2 separate regions of the Homo sapiens genome follow, and region 2 is linked to region 1. Evidence: read pairs that join two places in POLR2A ChIA-PET (ENCODE). Cell type or tissue: PC-9. All regions are shown on one strand. Links, peaks and the distances in the headings refer to the core of each region. The heading gives the core; the rest is flanking DNA. Region 1 has its middle 69 kb from the start of PLCXD2-AS1. Region 2 overlaps LOC105374040 (a long non-coding RNA gene).

The links. ChIA-PET counts read pairs that join two places held together with the same protein. Peaks named below come from ENCODE experiments on the same cell type or tissue, not always from the same donor. Only the 100,000 strongest peaks of a DNase experiment are listed, where the experiment ranks them.
Region 2: POLR2A ChIA-PET joins it to region 1 with 6 read pairs; 8 of 35 experiments call an interaction of 5 or more read pairs at or near these places.

What each region holds. Positions count from the first base shown.
Region 1 is chr3:111,740,493-111,751,688 of GRCh38, reverse strand. It overlaps a transcript of PHLDB2 not described here. Among named protein-coding and RNA genes, the nearest start is that of PLCXD2-AS1, 69 kb to the right of the region's middle. In PC-9, for the core only: no CTCF peak of the experiment used is centred there; DNase peaks (open chromatin) are centred at 4,028 and 5,718; H3K27ac peaks cover 2,727 bases.
Region 2 is chr3:111,803,560-111,814,755 of GRCh38, reverse strand. LOC105374040 (a long non-coding RNA gene) reads left to right here. Exons shown (of 4, transcript XR_924333.4): 3 at 5,475-5,572; 4 at 10,308-11,196. It also overlaps a transcript of PHLDB2 not described here. Among named protein-coding and RNA genes, the nearest start is that of PHLDB2, 50 kb to the left of the region's middle. In PC-9, for the core only: no CTCF peak of the experiment used is centred there; DNase peaks (open chromatin) are centred at 3,665 and 6,105; H3K27ac peaks cover 1,407 bases.

The sequences.
Region 1 (11,196 bases), core at 2,690-7,689:
AATCTCTTTACCTCCTTGGCATTTAAATTTTTCCTAGGCACTGAGGGATTTGACTCTGTCTTGTTACCCAATCCACAATTGACTTTAAGATTCATGGGCTGTGTCTCCAAGGAGAGGTTTTATAAAATGAGTAGAACATAGGTCTCTTTACCTCCTTGGCATTTAAATTTTTCCTGGGCACTGAGGGATTTGACTCTGTCTTGCTACACAATCCACAATTGACTTTAAGATTCACGGGCTGTGTTTCTAAGGAGAGGTTTTATAAAATGAGTAGAACATAGGTGGTAATAAGTAATAAATAGGTCATCAAATGCTTGAAAGTTATAGCTCGTTTTGTTCTTTGCTTCATTTTTAATGGAGTCAGTGCAAGATATTTCTTGAGTGTTCATTATGTGAAAGGCATTGGGCCATAGCCCTTTGGCCCTGGCTCCTGCGCAAATCTTCCTCCCTGCTGGACTCCCTGGTGGTTACTATCTGTCTGCACACACACACACACACACACACACACACACACACACACCCCATTGTCTCCTTTCTGCTTTTTTCTTTTTTATATTTGGTATTTGTTTAGTGTTTTATTTGCTGAGATCACAGGTTGGCTTAGAACAATTTTCCCAGAACTTCCAGATGAAAATGATTACCTGCAGCATTTAAAAAACACAGTTTGGGGGCTCTTTCTCTGGCATATATGGTTCAATAGGGCAGAGAAAAGAACTGGCGAATTTTTTTTTTTTTTTTTTTGAGACAGAGTTTCACACTCTGTCGCCCAGGCTGGAGTGCAGTGGTGCGATATTGGCTCACTGCAACCTACACCTCACAGGTTCAAGTGATTCTCATGCCTCAGCCTCCTGAGTAGCTGGGATTATAGGCATGCACCACCATGCCCGGCTAATTTTTGTATTTTTAGTAGAGGTGGGGTTTCACCATGTTGCCCAGGCTGATCTTGAGCTCTTGGCCTCAAGAGATCTGCCCGCCTTGACCTCCCAAAGGGCTGGGATTACAGGTGTGAGCCATCGCATCCGGCCCCCGGGGAATTTTATTTTTAGATTTCTCATATGTGAGTCTTTTTAACAGGTAAGTTTAGGAAACACTGGGGTAGAAGATGATCTCTCAGATTACTTCCAACTTTCGTACACACACTTCAGACCAATCTTTAAGGTCTTGATTACGTCAACTTTCTCCTTTAACCTCTGGCCCTGAAATGTTCTCACTTCTGAAACTTGCATTGCAGCCATGTGTATTGTTCAGCAGTTATTCATGAACTAACTTGCAGAATTTCTTTGGTGACTCAGGCTTTTATTTAAATCTTTAATTTTATTTAATGTTTTGAACTTTTAAATCATGCCTACTGAGACTCTGTAGGCTTCTCAAGAGAAGGGGAAATGTTTTGTATTTCTTTCTACATTTCTTCATTTGTGTTCGCACAATGCTTTGCATTTGAATGAATGAGCTTTTATTTCTAATTTAATTTTCTTTTTAAATATGAATATCCTACTGCATGGATAAAGAATGTATCATTTCATTCCATATACTAATAGGCATAAGATTTGGGAACCTTTGTTTTATCTTAGCTGGTGCAGCTGTTGGGTACTCATATAACCCCTTAATCCTTTGTAAAAACTTAATGGGCCAGCTGCCTTGATAATATGCAGTTTCAATGACTACCTCTGTTGAGGCAAATAATACACTATTGTAGTAAGTATCACAGATTAATGATATTTCTCTGCAAGGAAACGTGTAATGGACAAGAGTTCCCAAACTGGGACTCATGCTACATGCCAGAAAAAAATTACCTTCAATATTTACCATGAAATGGAAATGCCTTCTTTGAATTTAGCAGCTCTTGACATCATTGTTATATTAATGGTTTAATTAGACTGTTTCAGTGTCGTAGAACAGTTCTTTAAAGGACTTTCAACAAGGATACTATTGTTAAAGAAAAAAGGCTCTTTCATTTGGGCCATTAAAATTATAAGGGGGAAAATGAAAAAGTACTACTGGCAGCATATTTTTTAGTTCAGCTGTGACTTCTCCAGCCTAATCACTAAGAAGTTCCTGCAAGGCAATTCTTGTTTATATAGCAGTTTGATCTGGATTCTTGTAAAATTAAACGTAGGTTGACAAATTAAATTTAACACCACTACCCTCCAGGACACTGTAAATGTAAAGGAGACTAAAACAAACAAAAGAAATATTATTGTAACAGGGTAGTGAAAAGTCAGATCCAACAAAACATACAAATCTTGCTTACGAATATAATTTAGTGCAAAGAGTATCAACCAACGGTTGATATTTCTTTATTTATACTTACATCATCTTTCACATGCCACTAAAATGGATGTCTTTGTTTCCTCACAGATTTTTTTTTTGGTACCAATTTACCAGAGACATCTATTTAACTCTTGAGTTAAGCAATTCAGTGATTTCTGTGCTATCATAGTTTAAGATCTCTTTCAAGAATTCATGAAATAAGCATCTTACATTGTTGGTGGTTAATTACATTGGAACATTCAGTCTCTTTGAACTTATCCTCAAAATGGTTCTCTGTTTTATTTTTTATTTTTATTCTTCTTATTTTTTTTTTTTAGCCTTCTCTTGTTCTGGAAGGATTTTTGTTTTTCAATGAAAAAGGCTCATAGGTAATGTGAAACTTATGTCCCAGTAGAATTTAACAGGAAAGACTTCTCAGCCTCATGCATGTTTATTCAGAAGTACACATAAAAAGACTCTAAAAATGTAAATGAGAAACTCATGTTTAGAGTATGACTTGGAAATAAGTAAAAAATATATATTATACAAATATAACTAATGTAGCATAAGTATCCCGACTTGCAAACTGCTAAATTTGACAAGAAAAAAGAGGTGATGGCTGGGTGCAGTGACTCACGCCTGTAATCCCAGCACTTTGGGAGGCCGAGGTGGGTGGATCACCTGAGGTCAGGAGTTTGTGACCCACCTGACCAACATGGTGAAACCCCGTCTTTACTAAAAATACAAAAATTAGCCGGGTATGGTGGTGTGTGCCTGTAATCCCAGCTATTTGGGAGGCTGAGGCAAGAGAATCGCTCGAACCCAGGAGATGGAGGTTGCAGTGAGCCGAGATCGCGCCACTGTACTCCAGTCTGGGCAACAAGTGTCTCAAGAAAAAAAAGAAAAAGAAAAAAGAGGTGACAATAAACAGGGACATGAGTTGGCTGGCTGCTCTGGTAGAGCCTCACAGGGTCACCAAGTGAAATGGACTTTTGACTATTTTGCCTGCCCTGCCCTCCTATTTCAGGAAATACCAATAAAGAAAGCCCAAGCCCAAAGGGTTAGACATTTCCTTCCCCGGAAGCTCAGGCCACTAGGAACATCTGGCTAGGATTTGATTCTTCACTGAGTAATGCAAATTTCCAGTGAACCTTTAGAGATTAAGGTTGGTGCCTCTGATGGAGGGTAGAGTCAGGTGTGGCTGGTGAAATCATAGCTAGTGGTCATGGTGACAATGCCAATGGTAGCCTCTTAAACAGACTTCACATGCCATCTTGGGTCTATTTTGCTTCCTGTGTTTTTTTCCCATACACCAGGCCTCATTCACCAGCATTCTTAGCTCTCTTGTAAACTATTTGACCTCCTTTCAATAAATTTGTTTTCTGCTTACAGCTTGAGTTAGTCTGATTGTGGAACCAAGAACCCTGAGCAACATATCAAAAGAGCTGGGTTAATCCCAGCTCTGTAGGACCAGAAGCTCCAGCGCATCCAGTTGCCCACAGGGAATCAGGGTCCAGGGGCTGCCACACCTCACAAGAAAGTGAAGTTAGGGTCATTAGTGATATTTGTTTAAACTCTTTCTCACTCCAAATAACATTTGAGATTAGTTATACAAAAAGACACAACCCAACAGGATAAAAGAATAAGAGAGAAAATGGGAGGAAGTAAAAATAAAGGTATTGATGCATGAGTCAGACTGCTAAACACTGCTTTATAATGAGAAGTGGAACTTGTAGGCAAACACACAGCTCAGTGTATCCTCATGTTCCCTTCCCTGCGGGAGAGGCTTCCTGGGAAACATAGTCAGAGGCTACTGGGGATTGGGGGTGGGAAGAACAATGAATATGAGTCTAAGTCAAGGAAGCTGGGCCAACTTTATGGGTGAGCCAACAAATCACAGTCTCTGGGCTCCTCTGTCCTGGTATTGCTGCAGTTGATGAGTTTCTGCTTTTGGCTCTGTAGTGTCCTTAAAGTCCCTTCTTTTACATGAAAGTCCCTTCTTTTACAAATATTTTTGTAAATATATTTATAAATATATTTACCAATGTAGATATATTTGGAATAAATAATACCTTAAGGCATTTACTTTAGCAAGGTGTTTCCCAAATTTCAGTCATTCTTGTGCTGTCTTCACAATTTTGCCATAGTCACCTACTCTCTATTCTATTATGTATTTTTAATACCTAAATATATGTAATACTTTTCTTCTAAATAATATACATAGCTATGGAAGCTTGCTATGCTACATATTTTTAATACTCATAAGAATAAATCTATAGTATTAAAATGATTACATATCATCTTGCATTCTGCTGAAAGTTTATCAAGTGAAGTAGAATTTCATCCTTGTTTAAAATATTTTGCACAGAAGTTAAAATTTTGGTCTTTACTACCAGAAAAGGTCTATATTCTGCTCTAAGTCTTGATTTATAGTTTGGCTGGGTATAGAATTCTAGGTGGAAACGTTCCCTAACTTTGAAGGCATTTCCCAGTATCTTCTAGCATCATATGGTGGTGATGAGAAGTGAGAACCAGTTAATTTGCACTTCTTGTAGGTTACTTTTTTCTCCTCTCTGAAATATATGTCCTTTTAGTCTTCAAAATTCTAAAATACCAAAAAGTTGCCTACATATTTGTTTTTCCTTTTTCAAATTAAAAAGAAAATTTTTAGAGACAGGATCTCACTCTGTCACCCAGGCTGGAGTGTAGTGGCAAGATCATAGTTCACTGTAACCTTGAACTCCTGGAAGAACTCAAGTTATCTTCCTTCCTCAGCCTCCCAAGTAGCTAGGACTACATATATGTGCCACCACACCCAGCTAATTTTTAGAAGTTTTTTGTAGGGGAGGGGTCTTGCTATGTTGCCCAGGTTGGTCTTAAACCCTTGGCTTCAAGCGATCCTCTGGACTTGGCCTCCCAAAGTACTGGGATTACAGGTGTGAGCCACTGTACCCAGCTGGCCTATTTCACTTTTTAATTCATTATGCTGGACATGAACCCTATTCATGTAAGATTTGTATCTTTTGAGCACTAAGATTCTACTTTTTGATAATTTCTTCCCTTCAGTTTTCTGTGCTATTTCTGAAACACCTGTCAGTTAGATATTGGACTTCCAGGATTAGGTCTCAGCATTTGGAACCTATATGAGTTCGTCAGGGAAATAAAAGACTTTCTGTGTTCTCTCAGTAGGAAGTGTCTCAACAGAAGGAATAAGCATTGGAAGGGCTGGAAGAGTGAAAGTTTCTTGAATTGTCACTGACTCGCTCAGTCCATAACTCCAAAGTGCTTGATTCTAGATGCTCAAATGTTAAGCTGCTTCAAACCTCACATCCAACTTTTGCCCATATATCTGTCTGCAACTGCCTTTAGAGAATAATAGTCTTTTCTTATTTAATACCTTTCCAGTCACTGATACTGGCTTGAGGCTGTAATCTGAAACCATGTGGGGTAAGCACTCTGAAAAATGTTGTTCCTGCTTCTTCGTGCTCTCAGCAGAGGTTTGGAGGTACTCAGGTGACAGAGACAATTCAGCACAGAGCTACACTGGCTGTGTGCACACCCCAAGTACTAGCCAAGTGGCCTGGGGCAAATTTTCTTTTCTTTTCCTCTTCTCTTCTCTTTTCTTTCTTCTTTCTTTCTCTTTTCTTTTCTTTTCTTTCTTTCTTTTTTTGTTTTTGTTTTCAAGGTCTTGCTCTGTTGCCCAGGCCGGAGGGCAGTGGTGTGAACATAGCTCACTGCAGCTTCAAACTCCTGGGCTCAAGCAATTCTCCTGTCTCAGCCTCCTGAGTAGCTGGGACTACTGGTGTGTCACCATGCCCAGCTAATTTTTTAAAAAATTTTTTGTAGAGACGGTGTCTTGCCTGTTTTCCCAGGCTGGTCTCAAACTTCTGGCAAGTAATCCTCCCACCTTGGCCTCCCAAAGTGCTGGGATTACAGGTGTAAGCCACCACACCTGGCCTTTTTAATTTCTTAATGCTTCAACCTCTCCAACTATTAGGAGAGAATAATATCATTAGCTACCTCATAGGATTGCTGGTAAGACGGATTGAAATAACACATGCAATTAATATAAATCAGTGCCTGGCAAATATTCTAGTGCTTTTGGTATATGTTGGTGATCTTAATTTTAACTGTTATTATTTAATATCTGTTTTTTCACATTTCCACCTATGTCATTTTGCTCTACATTTCAAAAAGCTTCAACATAATTTTCCAGTCTATTAATTTTTATGACTAATAATTGTAATCACTAAAAGAACTTTCTTATTTAGGTTTTTAAATAGTATCTTCATTGCTTTACAGATGCAACTATTTTGGCTCTGTGTTTTGTTCCTCTGTCCCATTTGTTTTCTGTCTTCCAGCAATTTATTGATAGCCCCTTCTTTCTTCTCTGTTATGAGCTTATTCTTTTGGTTTTAAATTTATTTTAATAAGGTCTTGGGAGGATCAAAAGCCATGGAGCTAGTTTGCCATCTTGCACAGAAACTGACAGTGCTATTTTCATCTTAATTTTCCTCACATAGCAGGATTGAATCCACAGGCTGTCACTAACAATAGTTCACAGTTATTCTGCCCTTACTGTGTGTCAGGTGGTATACTAAGAGCTTTTCATTCATCCTTTCATATAATTCACTTTGATGTTAAGATATAGGAAGTTGTGTTATCCTCGTTTCTTTAAGATGAGATTAGTGAGGCTTACAGAGGTCAAATGACTTGCCCAAGTTCACACAGCTAGTAATGAATAGAGCTAAAATTTAAACACAGATCTATTGGCCACTGAACTACTACTGGTAGCTCGGAGCTACTACTGCAACATGGATCTCATCATTTGAAATGGCTGCACAGTATCCACGTATGTTTGTGTTTATATCTAAGTCCTCTCTGATGAGCACTTCAGTTGTTTTCAAAATTTGCTGTTATAAACAAACCTTACAAAAATATTTAAGTACTGTGTGAAACTTTTTATGCACTGCGCTATTATTGTTTTCTAAAAATAAGTCCTGGAAGTGAATAAATCCAAAGTTATATTTGTTAAAACATTTTAAAATATGTTTTGACAAACTGTCCTTAAAAAAGAAGTTGTAGCAATTGACACTTCCACCAGCAGCAATGTGCGGAAGGGTCTGCTCCCCACATGCTCATTAACATCTAATATTACTCAATTATTGCCAATCTCATAAAAATGAAATGCTACCTTACTGTTTCAATTTGCCTTTATTTCATTGTTACTGTGGCTGAACATTTCTTCATATCATTATAGATCATAAGTCTTTCTTCTTTTGTGAGTTGTCAGTTCATTTTCTGCCCAACTTTTTACTGGGCTATTATTGCCTCTAGCTGGTAAGGATTTATAAGTACTCTTTAGGAACAGTAACCTTTCGTCTGTTTTTTATGTTGCAAATGTACTTTCTCAGTTCACTATTTCTATTTTTACCTTTGTTTAAGCATTTGTAAATAAGTTTTAAATATTTAGGTAGCCAAATCTATCCTAATTAACTTTTATAGATATTCTTCCAATGGATGATAAAAATGAAACCAATATGAAAATTGTTCATTAAGAGTGTGATTTATGATCTGAGTTTCTAAAAGAATCAGAAAATTCAACCATCTTGTTAGCCCTACTTCAGGAAACAGGCAAATTGCTTAAGATGATGAAAGTTTTCACTTATACACTAAAAGCTTACCTAAGCCAACTTAAGAAGGATTTCCAGCCAGGCTAGGTTGAGAGCTACTAAGCTGACCCTTCTGACTTATATTCTGCTTACAATGTGTAGTATTGGAGAGTTGGATTTGGATGCTAATGTAGGCTATTGGGATGGGGGCTGGGTTGGTCATGTTTATTCTTTAACCTTGAGCTTCCTACCTGGTGCCAGCTGCTGACATCAGAAGATCTCACTGCTACTTCTCTAGATTTTTACTTTGTTCACTATTCCTGTTTAAAGTTGCTCCCAGGAAAAATGAAGTTCAATTCATAACTGAGTAGAAATCAGATTTATAACAAGCTTGTCCACGAGGCAGAAGTCCCTAGGGTATGGGAGAGCATGCGAGCCCTGGACTGCACAGAATTTTTCTAAATTAAGTCTCCAGTCCAAACGATGTGAATTAGGCAGAGACTGTGATTCAGGGCAAAGTTTGAATTCTTTTTCCTACCTTTTAGTTAAAAGGATCTCCCCAGACTCTCCTCTTATCCTCTTTCTCCAGGGATCGAAACTTCCTTAGCCATGGCTACCACAACTGTCTCTACTCTTGTAATTTCACCTCCTTAGGATATTCAGATAAATTCCTAAAAGGAAGTAGCTTTTTCTTCATAGCCTGGATTTTTAGAAAGGAAGACTGTGAATCCAAATTTTCTTTTCTTTAAAATACCACTTGGACCCCAACTCCTTTGGTAGTTGGGGAGCACCCGTCTGAAACTTTTCTGCTTTGTGTTCAGTTATGACTACATATGATACTGTGTTGGCTCCTTTATTGGTTCATTTTCTCTATAAGATGTTGATCATGTTGATCTTTCTTTGGGCAGAACTGTCAACTACTCATCTCTGAATCTATATCCCTTAGCAAGGTGTCAAACATGTTAGGCACTCTATAAATGTCTTCTTATTGGATCTATGTTAGAACAATGGAAAATATTTGATAAATCATGCTGCTATAAAGACACATGCACACGTATGTTTATTGCAGCACTACTCACAAGAGCAAAGACTTGGAACCAACCCAAATGTCCAACAACTTTAGACTGGATTAAGAAAATGTGGCACATATACACCATGGAATACTATGCAGCCATAAAAAAGGACGAGTTCATATCCTTTGTAGGGACATGGATGAAGCTGGAAACCATCATTCTCAGCAAACTATCGCAAGGACAAAAAACCAAACACCGCATTTTCTCACTCATAGGTGGGAATTGAACAATGAGAACACTTGGACACAGGAAGGGGAACATCACACACCGGGGCCTGTTGTGGGGTGGGGGGAGGAGGGAGAGATAGCATTAGGAGATATACCTAATGTAAATGACGAGTTAATGGGTGCAGCACACCAACATGGCACATGTATACATGTGTAACAAACCTGCACGTTGTGCACATGTACCCTAGAATTTAAAGTATAATAAAAAATATATATATATAAAAGAACAATGGAAAATATTTGATTCTAACATGCTATTATGACTTTGGCCTGGGGGAAGTGGGAGTAAATAGCTTTTGATATAAATGCATGTGAAGAATAGTAGTATCCCAGTTAGAGTTTTATCAGATACTGGTTAAAAGAGAAAATATGGTGACCCTCAACCAATCCCTTTAGGGGAACAGCCAAATATTAAGCCAAACCAGACATGTGTAGAGTATGTGTCTGCAGAATAGGAGAATAAATACATTTGGAGAGTAGACTCAGCATACAATCTAACCAAATGATGTGCAGTCTGCTGTATCCAGTGATGAGTTTACCTGAATTTTATTGGTTAATCTTACTCATAACACCATCTAAAATAAGATGTATTGGTAATGGGGTATAAAATTCAGCATGCTAAGAATTACCTGAAGACATCTGAAGTTCAGTATAATTAACCAGGCCTGAGATTTGTTTAGACATCATGAAAGAATTTTTTACATGCTGAAGGATCTTGTAGTGTATCTTTTCTAAAAATGATTAAAATGTGTTGTGGCAATTTTAGAGAAAAGAGTATGCTATCAATAGAAGTCTTTAAGACTAGTGTTTCAAACAGATATTTGCTAATTAATTCCAGAAATTAAACAACTATTTAGGTTTTGTGTAACCAACACCCAGAAATAGTCCAGACAAAGGATTTTTCTTGTTGCAAAACTGATTTAATGCCCTTCTCATATTAAAATTCTTTCCACGTAACACACACACACAGACACACACACACACAGAGACATGCACACACACACATGGACACACACAAACTTGTAAATTATTTTAGTTCCATCTCAGTCACAGCAAGACACTTGGTGCCCACAAATGCCTGAAGATTTATGGCATGAAAGTCTCCTCTGTTGAAAATGCTGCCTCCCTCTCTTTTGGCCTAGTGGGCAGTGAAGCATGGGATTATCAGAAACAGTTCTGCATCTTCTGGAAAGCCTCTACTGGATAAGCCCCCTCTTCCCTTTTTCACTGTGAGACAGGTGCTCGGGCACAGATGGGAGACCCATGGACTCTGACTTCCTTGACTATCAATGAGTGAGGGCTGTGGGTAGGTGTATGAGATGAGTTTTTGAAAGTAGGAAAACAGAGTTCTATTTTACCTCATGCTCTGAAACTCTTTTTCTCCTGCTAGAAAGCTGGCAGTGCTAGAGAATCCAGTCCAATAATAGGAATTCAGTTCAATTCAAGAAGCAATGGTGCTCACTGATTGGAGAACTTGTAAAGGTGCCAGCTGGTACTTGGTGGTTAGCATTAGGACTATGTGAGATTGTCTCCATGTTTCAGCACCTTGTCATCATTGTTCATATTTCTTTGTTTTTAGCTTTTCTCCCCCCTCTCCTCTCCCCACTGTTTCTTTTTTTTTTTTTTTAACTTGATGGGCATGAAATGAGGCATTGAGGTCTGTATTTGAGTTAAGTTTGACATTGATAATCATTGTTGGACTCATGGGCTGTTCTGATTCTCTGACTTTGTTAAGAGATACTATATGGTTGAATCATAAGCCTGTCCTCTTCCTAGCCTACCTTAAGTGAATGTATTTGGTGGGGGGGCAAGCCAAGGGTGACTTTTGGTGATTGTTAGTTTTGTGGCTTCTAAAAAGTGAGTGTAGTTAATACGGTTGTGACAGTCAACTAAGCATTATATATTGTGTTACGTGTTATCTATCCTTCTTCCCAAGAGACTACCTAAGAAGAAGTTAGTTAGATATTAGGAATAGAGTAGAAACAGAGAAGTGGGTATACTCAGTAAGATTTTTGTGGAGTAAAGCAGAAAGTC
Region 2 (11,196 bases), core at 3,340-8,339, 62 kb before region 1:
CTCCCCATTTTGCTTTCTGCCATGAGGACAGCCTGAAGCCCTCACCAGATGCAAATGCCCAGTCTCAAATTTTCCAGCCACTAGAATCATAAGCCAACCCCCACCTCTCTGCTTTTTTTTTTTTTTTAAATAAATACTTCATTTCAGGTATTCTGTTAATAACACTACATGAACCATGCAGACATCTATGTAGAAAACTTAACATCATGGGGTACAATAAGAAAATCTGTTTTCCAATCTTATTTTAAGAACTGCTCATATATAAAGGAGAGTTTATTAAGTATTAACTTACATGATCACAAAGTCTCACAATAGGCTGTCTTCAAGTTCAGGAGCAAGGAGAGCCAGTCCGAGTCCCAAAACTGAAGAACCTGGAGTCTGATGTTCAAGAGCAGCAAGCAACCAGCATGGGAGAAAGATGTAGGCTGGGAGGCTGTTAGTCTTTCTTTTTCACATTTTTTTTTCCTGCTTATATTCTAGCTGCACTGGCAGCTGATTAGATTGTGCCCACCCAGATCAAGGGTGGGTCTGCCTTCCCTAGCCTGACTCAAATGTTAATCTCTTTTGGCAACACCCTCACAGACACACCCAAGATCAGTACTTTGTATCCTTCAATCCACTCAGTATTAACTATCACAGTGGTGTATCCCACGTTTTGGAATACACTGTTTTGGACCATGTCCTTACAGCTCAGCTGCAATTGGGTATTTGAAGGAGACTTATGTTCACCTCTACCTGGCACACTGTGGGAGTTGAATTAAGATCTCCCTCTTAGCAAATATTGAGCATTTTGAACAAATGACATAGAATAAAAAGAAGCCCCTTAAGTGGATGAAGAGCACAGCAACCACATATCTTGGGTTGTTTGAAACAGGCCTTCTTTAGTGCCCCTTTTCACTCACAAAAGCATCCCCAGTTTTTTGATAAAACTATGTGTTTGCTCTAATTAAGTGGCCTAAATATCACACAATGAATTGTATGCATCCAAATACATTACTTCTTCACTCAGCTCAAGAACTGGTGGCAAAGAAGAGAAAGTCTGAACCAGATTGCAGCCTTAAATATACTTTGTAGTTTTTCCAATTGGTTTATAATTATTAGCAATTTTTGGCACTCTTCCATTTTCCTTTCCTTTTAGTCATTTTTCCACTAAGAATTCCAAAGATTTGTATAATTTTGAATGTTGTGTAACACGCTGTTTTAGACTTTCAGTTATAACATTTACTATTACATTTATTCTGATAGGAGGGAAAATTTGTCATAAAAGCCCAAAGGCTGGTAGGTTTGCTTTAGCCTTAAGCCACAAAAATTTCACCTGTCAATTATTTTACATGTTAAGGATTAACTAAAGACCAAAAGAGGGGGAAACTAAATATACTAAAAATATCCTTTCCCTTTTAAAAAAAATATCTAAGCCTCCAAAATATATTGTACATGGATTTATTTATTTATTTATTTTAATGGACAAATAAAAATGTCATATGTAGTATACAAAAGTACAATACATTGTTATTAACTATAGTAATCACATTATACAACAGCTCTCTTGAACTTGTTTCCCCAAGCTGAAACTTTGTATCCTTTTACTAACATCTGCCCAACTCCTCCTACAGTTTTTTTATACTTGAATGGGAAGTGTCCATTCAGCTGGAGTCTTTTAAGTTAAACATGCTACAAACTACCATTATGTGCTAAAGCACTCTGCTAGATTTTGATTATTGAAGCCTTGGTCTCTTCTTTAGCGGAGCTTCTAGTCTGAGAAAGGATAGCTATTAAATACCAGTCACAAAGCAATGTGATAATGCTATGGGGGAAGCATCCTGCCAATGTTTGTAATGTTTTCCCCACACTTCCTTTCTAGGACCACATGACCTCACCCCTGGATTTTGGCTGTAAAAGCTTGATTGTTATGTCTCCACTCTCTCTACCCTTTTGAAACAAGAGTTAAAAATAAACAGAAAATGTAAAAAATTAATTTGTCTGGCTCCAAGCTATATTCATTAACTTTCTCTGCAGAAAGTCAAAGGCTAGTGGTATTTGATGAAGCTCCAATCTGAGTTCTCTCAGGGAAAAAATCTTAATGAAGCTGCTTTGAACAGTTGGGATAAAACCAGGCAGCAAAGGGACTGTCCTAGGATGATCATACTAAGCAAACTCATCCTAAGCCTGGAGATGGTCTCATAGTGTAGAAGAAGCCAGCTGAAAATCTCCCAATGAGGTCATTAATTCCTCCTCATTCACTGATTCCTTCCAAAGTTGAGAAACTCCATGAAAACATTCAGTTACCTGGTCCTTCCATTGGATCATCACATAAACTTATGTTTCATTTGCTAATTCAGACATCATATGTTTATACTGTCCTCTCCATTTCCCCTTGCAGAGTACTGTTCTTACAAAGTGTTAGCTTTTGTGTTCACTGTAACTTTTCATAGAGTCACAATTCACACACAGCATTCCTGCCTTCAAGGAAACTGTCTTAAACTCCATTTGTATCAACTGAAAACAAATGGTGATCACAGAAAGATGGCCTGGATATATGGATGATGTTCTAAATGACTGGGAACATCCTAGAAAAAGAAATAGTCTGTAAAACAAAAATCTGTCTGCCTGAAATATATTAATGGCCTTGGAAATGGAATCAGAGATAAGAGACAGCAGAGAAGCCCCTTTTCTTTAATCTAAATACTGGAATTCAGGTTCTGAGATTTCACAGAGACGGGGTTGATAGCAGGGCCAGAAGAAAGAGAGCAGATGTTGATGAAGGAACATTCCAAGCAATTTTCTCTCACCTTGGGGCAATGTTTTGAACATGCACAGTTAAGGTGGAAAGCAGCTTATATAGGATGAAGGTCACAAAAATGAATATAGTTTAGACATCATGATTTCATCTCTTTCTCTCTCCTGGACTTTATCATAATGGCATCATCCAGTGTGCTTAGAGTGAGCAAAAGATGTTTGTTTTTAATAATTCTTTGGCAGATAGGTCAGGAATGTAGGCCTAATATCCTGCTTTGCTTATATGAACCTTAAAAACAGAATTATAGTATCTGAAAGACAGAAAGAGTTTAAAGATCATCATTTCATTTTTTCGTGTGTGTGTATGTGTGTGTGTAGTGAGGAATCTATTGATTACCTGTATCACAATCAATAGGGTGCCAGTAAATAATTAAGATTCCTGAATCTTGTCACAGAGCAAGTGAATCAAAATTTTTGTGGGGCCTACAGGTTAAAAACCTGCATATTATTAATAATAAATAAACTGCCTAACGATTTCTTTTGTACATTAAAGCTTGACACTCACTGGCCTAATCTACCCTTTAATTTGCCAGTGAGAAAACTGGGCCATTTCTTCACCAAGACTAATTGGTAGCAAAATATGCATAATGCAAGAGTTCTCCTGACCACAGTAGAATACATTTTTTAAAATGATTTCATGAAGAGACTTGGACTCTCCTATAGCAATGATTACTTTCTGTTTCATGCAAACACCAAGTCCTGAAAGGTTCCTTAATGGGATAAAGCTTCTAGTTTTGTAGGTACTTGGTTTTATTAGTTAAATGCTAAATGGAGTACATTTTTATAGGAGGCTTTAACTGTAAGACCAGTTACTTAAATCCTCCTGAGAAATATCCTGATGACTCAGGATGAGACATCCCCTGGTCTCTTCTTGCATCCAAAGTCCTTTTTGGCTCTGCTTACAGATTATCCTGTTTAATAGCAAAGATGTTTCCCTGAGGGGGTTCATGGAGCATGTATCTGGGCCATTTACCTAGGATGACAGCTCTTTGAAATCTCTTCTGTATCCTCTTGCAGAGCTAGTTTAGTGCAGATACAACTGTACATCCCTACACAGATCAAACACATTTCCCAAACTTACTGTCCAGTGTATTTATTTATTATATTATATACTGAGGATCTTTGTAAAATTTATTTTGGACAAAGGATTCCGTTGTCAAAAATAAGGCATTTGGAAGACATATTTTTAAAAATGTGTTGCTTTGAAGAGTAACACTGATTTCTACATTTAGGGATAGTCTGTGTGGGTTGCTATATCATTGCTATGGACGGAATAGCGTCCTTGGAAAATTTATATGTTGAAGCCCTAACCCTCAATATGACTGTATTTAAAGAGAACTTTTAGGAGGTAATTAAGGTTAAATGAGGTCATAAGAATGGGGTCCTAATCTGATAGGATTAGTGGTCTTAAAAGGAGACGACAGACAGAGCCCTCTCTTCACATACATGCACCAAGGAAAGATCATGTGAGCACACAACAAAGTGGGGGCTGTCTGCAAGCCAGGAAGAGGGCTCCCACCGGAAATTGAGCATGCTGGCACCCTGAGCTTGAACTTTCCAGCTTCCAGAATTGTGAGAAATAAACTTCTGTTGTTTAAGCCGCCCAGTCTATAGTATTTGTTATGGCAGCCTGAGGAGATTAAGATAGTCATGCAGAGTAGGCCTAGTTTCAGAAATGGACATGAAAACACACGGTAATATGGTCCCAGATAGGCCCCTTCCTGGAACACATATTTCCTATCTCAGGTGCTCTCAGGTTGTGGTTAGTGTGTATGGCCTCTGTGTGTGTCACCTTGCATTTGGCTTAATAGCCTCTAGCTTCTTTCAGATAGCTCCATGGCAGTGTTAGAGTGATGCCCTACTGGTGTTTCCTTAGGATTGTTAACCATAACATGATGCACTAACGCTCTTAAACCAGCCTGGACAACATAATGAGAGCTCATCTCCACAAAAAAGTTTTAAAAAATTACCTGGGTGCAGTGATGCATGCCTGTAGTCCCAGCTACTTGGGAGGCTGAGGAGGGAGAATTCCTAACTATAGGTTGTACAACAGAACTCTAGAACGTCTTCATCTTGCATAACTGAAATTTGTTACTCTATTATATGCTTGAGGTGTATCTAAACTCTTGAGTTTGCATACTCTTTTATTACATCATGACTATTGTCTTCAAACCTTTACAAGTGACTGGGCTGATAAACTTAATTTAAAGTGACTCTTACTTCAGGTAAGTTATTTCATTGATTCATATTTCTTCCAAACTTAGCACCACCACAAATCAGAGCTTCTTGATGATAGGTAAATCTGCCAGGCTTTGCCTTAGCAACAAAGAAAAGCAAACTTACTAAAGATATTTCAGGGTCAAAGACCTGATATACAGTGATAAGTTGGCATTAGATAAAAAGAATCCATTTTAAGAACTGAGGGAGCTAATAAGTATGTGGGTGTTTGTGGAGAAAAGAAGAGGAAATCAGGCTTGTGAGGCTGGGCAGTGGCCCACTGCTGGACTTCAGATAGACTTTTCAGATTACTGACATGCCATAGAACCACAGGCTTGGAGACAGCATTCTCATAAGGGAAGAGGTTGAGCATAAGGTCACCCAAAGGCAGAAGAAAATATTTATTTTACTATTTAGAGTTGTTTTCCTTTCTTTAAACAAACTCTCCATCAATTCCACAGCAAGAGCTTTCTTCTGGCACATCTGGTTTATGTGAATACATTAGTGAGTTTCCCAGGAAGCCGCAGCATCACACAAAGGCCCATGATCATTTCACCAGGTAATGATTAATGTCATGTTACAGTTTCACAATATCATAATTGAATAATCAATTAACTAAGGTTTTGTGAGTACTATGTGTGAAGAACAATAATTTATTTATGTGACTATTCCTCCTCGATGACAGCAGTCAGTTCCTTCTGGAAAGTATAGATTAAGCCATTGCATTTCTTGGTAAATAAATATACTAGTCAAAGACCAAGATATTATTTATGTGTATGTACTAATGACTTTAACAGAGATATAAACCCTTATTTTAGGAATTGTTTAGTACTAGTAGTAGAGTTCTAAATGGATGCTATATAAAGAATTTGCTCTTTATTATATTAGTTATGAGAATTACAACCAGTGAATCATAGTAACTGGAAAATACCTTAGGGTTATAAAAGGAAATCCATTAATTGTACAAATTAAATATTTGAAGACCAAAGAGGGCAGGAGACTTATCCAGGCCTCCTGAGTCTTTAGAGTTTTTAATTAGAGCACCAGTCCATGCAGATTGTATTTGTCTTCTTGAAGCTGTGACTCATGAGATATACATGTATTGCTTAAGAATACATGTTTACTCTTTCTGCACTACCTGAGTGACAGGATCATCCATGTCCCAGACCCCAGCACCACGCAGTATACCCATGTAACAAACCTGCATGTGTACCCTCTGAATCCAAAATAAAAGATGAAAAAAAAAAAAACCCAGAATATATGTTTAAACACCCAGCTCTGACCGAGGACTCAAAAGAAAAGTGGCAGCACAGGATGTGGAGGTGAAGGGCAACCTCCTTTTTCCGAGCAGACATAGCTAATGTCATTCATGCAAAGCCCTTATGTTTGATTGCACAAACATACAACACCATGTAGAAAAATAAGAAAAGATCATCTGTGGATAGAACATCTGGGTGGGTACAGCTAGTCTCTGTGGTTTGTCTCTTTCTAAGATGTCAGAGTGGCATACTCTAAAGACAGTTCACCCCACAATTTTGAACACATTCCCTAAGACCCAGAGAATCAAACTGTTAATGCTGCTGTGAGTTCTTTACAATGGTTTTACATTAATATTGCCAGGAGAAACTTTAAAATCACCAATGCCCCAGCCCCTTTCCAGACCGATGAAATCAGAATTTCTGGGCTGGGTCCCAGGCATTGGTAATTTTTAACACTCCCCAGGTGACTCTAATGTGCAGCCAGGCCTGAGAACTATTGAGTCACTCATAAAATTAGGCAAAAAAAAAAAAAAAAAACACCCAGCTTATTTATAAAATGGTCCTCTTATCAAAGAAATAAAGCAATGTTCAGTTAACTACATTTAGCAAATAATTCCCAATTTAGCTGGCACTGTCTTAAATCTGTGAGATTCATTCTCCTCCTCTTCCTATTCCTCTTCCTTCTCCTTATTCTCTTCTCCTTCTCCTTCTTCTTCTCCTTTTTTGAGACAGGGTCTCACTCTGTCGCCCAGGCTGTAGTGCAGTGGGTCCATCATAGCTCACTGCAGCCTTGAATTCCTAGGCTTGAGCAATCCTTCAGCCTCAGCTTCCTGAGTAGTCAGGACTACAAGTGGGACTACAGGACTACAGGCGTGTAAATTAAAAAAATCACGCGCCTGGCTATTTTTTTTAAATTTTTATTTTTTTGTAGAGATGGGGTCTTCCTATGTGGCCCAGGCCTCCTGGGCAAACTCCTGGCCCCAAGCAATCCTCCCAACTTGGCTTCCCAGAGTTGCTGGGATTACAGGTGTGTGCCACTATGCCTGGCAGGGATTCATGCTTCTTTTGAGATTTAAATAAGTCAATGTTTAAACCCTAATCTTCAGTTTCCAACATTTATGACTTTCCCTCTTTATGTTCTTTGTCTCAAGATGAACATTTGTACTTTAAGTGATTTTCTAGTCAGCAATTATCATTTATTAAATTCCTAATGTTTGCCTGTCTCTATGTTTGGTACTCTGTACACTTAATTTATTCCTCACAACAGAGCTATGCATTAGACATTATTATCCTCATTGTATATAAGGGAAAATTGAATCTCAGATAAGTTGAGTTGGATGGCTAGAAATAGCCATTCTGATCCCCTAAACCAGGTTTATTTTTTTCCTATTCTAGTATCCTGTATCTAGTATACTGTATCCTGACAATAGCATGGTGTCACAGCTAAGTCCTGGACTGAGAATCGGCAAATGTGTGCTCTGGACCTGCAACTAATGTCTCTTACAAGTCCCATAACTAGAACTTCTTCATCTTAAGAAAACAAAAAGGGGCTGGGCATGGTGGCTTATGCTTGTAATCCCAGCACTTTAGGAGGCCAAGGCAGGAAGGGTGCTTGAGCCTAGGAAGAAGTTCAAGACCAGCCTGGACAACACAGTGAAACCCCATTTCAAAAAAAAAGTTATTAAAAAAAAAAAGAAGGGCTAGGTGCAGTGGCTCATGCCTGTAATCCCAGCACTCTGGGAGGCCGAGGCAGGCGGATCACCTGAGGTCAGGAGTTCAAGACCAGCCTGGCCAGTGTGGTGAAACCCTGTCTCTACTAAAAATACAAAAATTAGCCAGGTGTGCTGGCTCGTGCCTATAGTCCCAGTTACTTGAGAGGCTGAAGGCACGAGAATTGCTTGAACCCGGGAAGCAGAGGTTGCAGTGAGCCAAGATTGAGCCACTGCACTCCAGCCTGGGTGACAGAGTGAGACTCCGTCTCAAAAAAAAGAAAAAAAAAAGAAGAAAAAAAAAGAAAAGATTCAAGAAGGCAAGAAAGAAGCCAGTCACAGAAGACTACATTTTGTATTATATAAAATTCCATTTATATGAAATTTCTAGAAAAGGCAAAACTATAGAGACAGAGAATTGGTTCGGTGGTTGGCTGGGGTGGGAGAGGGGATTGACTGCCACAGGTGTGAGGGAACTTTCTGGTGTGATGGGTATGTTTTAAACTGGACTGTGGTGCTGGTTGCATAATCATATATAGTCATCAAAAATTCTATAATTGTACACTTACAATGGGAGAATTTTATGATATGCAAATTATTCCTCAATAAGGCTGTTAAAAATGGTACTGGGACTTGCACTAGAAGATGACTGCTATAATGATTCTAGAGATACTAACTCTTTATGGCATTTTCACAGCAGATAACTTGAATTGTTGAATCTTTAACAACATTTTGACCTGTTTTTTTATGTACCCATTTAAGTATCCAATTGATAACTCTTGACCAATTCTCTGTCTCTATTGTTTTGCCTTTTCTAGAAATTTCATATAAATGGAATTTTATATAATACAAAATGTAGTCTTCTGTGACTGGCTTCTTTCTTGACTTCTTGTATCTTTTCTTTTTTCTTCTTCTTTTTTTTTTTTTTGCATACATCTATGCAACCACCATCACAATCAAGATATAAACATTTCCATCATCCCAAAATTTCCCTGTGTCCTTCCCAGTCAACACTCCCACTCACCACCCCTGGCCCCAGGCACCACTGACCTGCTTTCTGTCACTATAGATTAGATTTGTCTTTACTAGCATTCCATAAAAATGGAATCAGACAGTATGTATACTTTTGTGTCTGGCTTCTTTCACTAAGCTTGCTGTTTATGAGACCCATCCATGTTGTTGCATTTATCCAGTAATTTTTTTTCTTTTTTTTTGAGACGGAGTGTTGCTCTGTCGCCCAGGCTGGAGTGCAGCGGCGCAATCTCGGCTCACTGCAAGCTCCGCCTCCCAGGTTCGTGCCATTCTCCTGCCTCAGCCTCCCGAGTAGCTGGGACTACAGGCATGCGCCACCATGCCCAGCTAATTTTTTTGTATTTTTAGTAAAGACGGGGTTTCACCATGTTAGCCAGGATGGTCTCGAGCTCCTGACCTCGTGATCTGCCCGCCTCAGCCTCCCAAAGTGCTGGGATTACAGGCTTGAGCCACAGCGCCCGGCCCCAGTAATTTTTTTTATTGTTGAGTAGTATTAGCTTGTATGGATATATCATAATTTGTTCTTGGCTATAATGAACAAAGCTGCTATAAACATTTATGTACAAGTCTTTTGTGGACTTATGTTTCATCTCTCTTGGGTAAATTCCTATATCTAGGAGTAGACTTGTTGGGTAACAAGGCACACGTATGTTTAACGTGTTAAGAAATTGTCAAACTGTTCTCCAAAGTGACTGAGGTTGACACTTTCAAATTCTACATTCTTGCTAGCAGTGTATAAGACTTCTGGTTGCTCCACATCCTCCCCAGCACCTAGTATTGTTCTATTATTTTATTTTTCACATGAATAACTTTTTATTTTACCAAAAACTTGATATTGTTCTATTGTTATTTATGTCAATATTTTATTTCTCAGTGAAATTTATTACATAATTTTGAAGTTTTTCTCAAAATAAGAAGTGGCCCACTTTTTAGAAGCCCTGTGTGCAAATTAATTCTTACTGTTCAGCATCACAGTTATTTAAAAAGTCAAATAAACACTGCAGTTTAGCAAAGTTTTCCCCCCAAAATTTCAATGGTAAGTATTAGCTGTAATTTTAAATAAGAAATGAAAGTTTAATTGGGCAAAATCTGGACATCCACATGGAGTAAAGTAGAAACCTATTAGTCAAGTGATGTGGGACTAATTTTTTGAGGTTTAGCTCCATTATTACTGTACTTATGCTGCAGATAGTATATCTTATACTCTGCGTAGAAAACAATACATCAGTAGGTTGGGGCCTAGCATCATCATTTACTTTTTTGCATCTGAGGCTTCTTTCTTTATTTCTAACAGGTTGACCTGAACATCATTGGCTAAACATAGGAAATCAAGAAATTGTTAAAACTTCGCCAAAGTTTTCTACCTCTAATAGTTAAGAGATGATGAAGGGAAGACTCTGTTCTTCAGAAGAATTCAATAATGTCTTCTTTCACAGGCTTTAAAAGATTATCTCTTCAAAGATTCTTCTAACTTTTTGTTTGTTTATAGACCATGTGTTCTCAATAGGAACAATATTGTCCACCAAAGGGTGAAAATTGGTTCTTGGGGGGTTTAACATTTTCTTACTATTTTAATGTATAAAGCACAGATATACCTATATACAGTTCACAAACAACATAATGGTGTCTCTGTGGCATTAAATCTCATGGAGGAGAGGACGATCAGAAAAAATGTCTAAAAAGGCTTCTTTAGGGATGTGATACTGAACAAAAGTTTAGAAACTGAATTAGAGGACAGGAAAGGCACATAAAGAGTTTAAAGGGACTAATCAAACAGGACGTTTTCAACTGATTACATGAATTTGGTCTGAGACTGATTCCTCAGAATGCCCCCCACTCTCAAGATACCATTTCACCTGAAGTCATTAGCTTTGGAATAGAAAGGAACAAATCTACGCTTTGTTAAGAAATATTTGTAAATTGGAAATTTTCATTCTTTATCTCACTTTGTTTTAAAGCAACATCAGAGAAAAAAATTGTTATATCCATTTTTTATAGCTGAGGGAAGTAACGCTCAATGAGGTTAACACTTTCAAATTCTACAAAGAATACACAGTTTCTGAGTGTAATTAGTGAATGTAAGAACCTGAGTTTGTTTGATTTCAAAGCCCATGATTTCCTCCCACTCATGTGCTAGCCAGGGATTGCTGGTGGGTGAGATGGTGTTCCATTCTACTATCCTG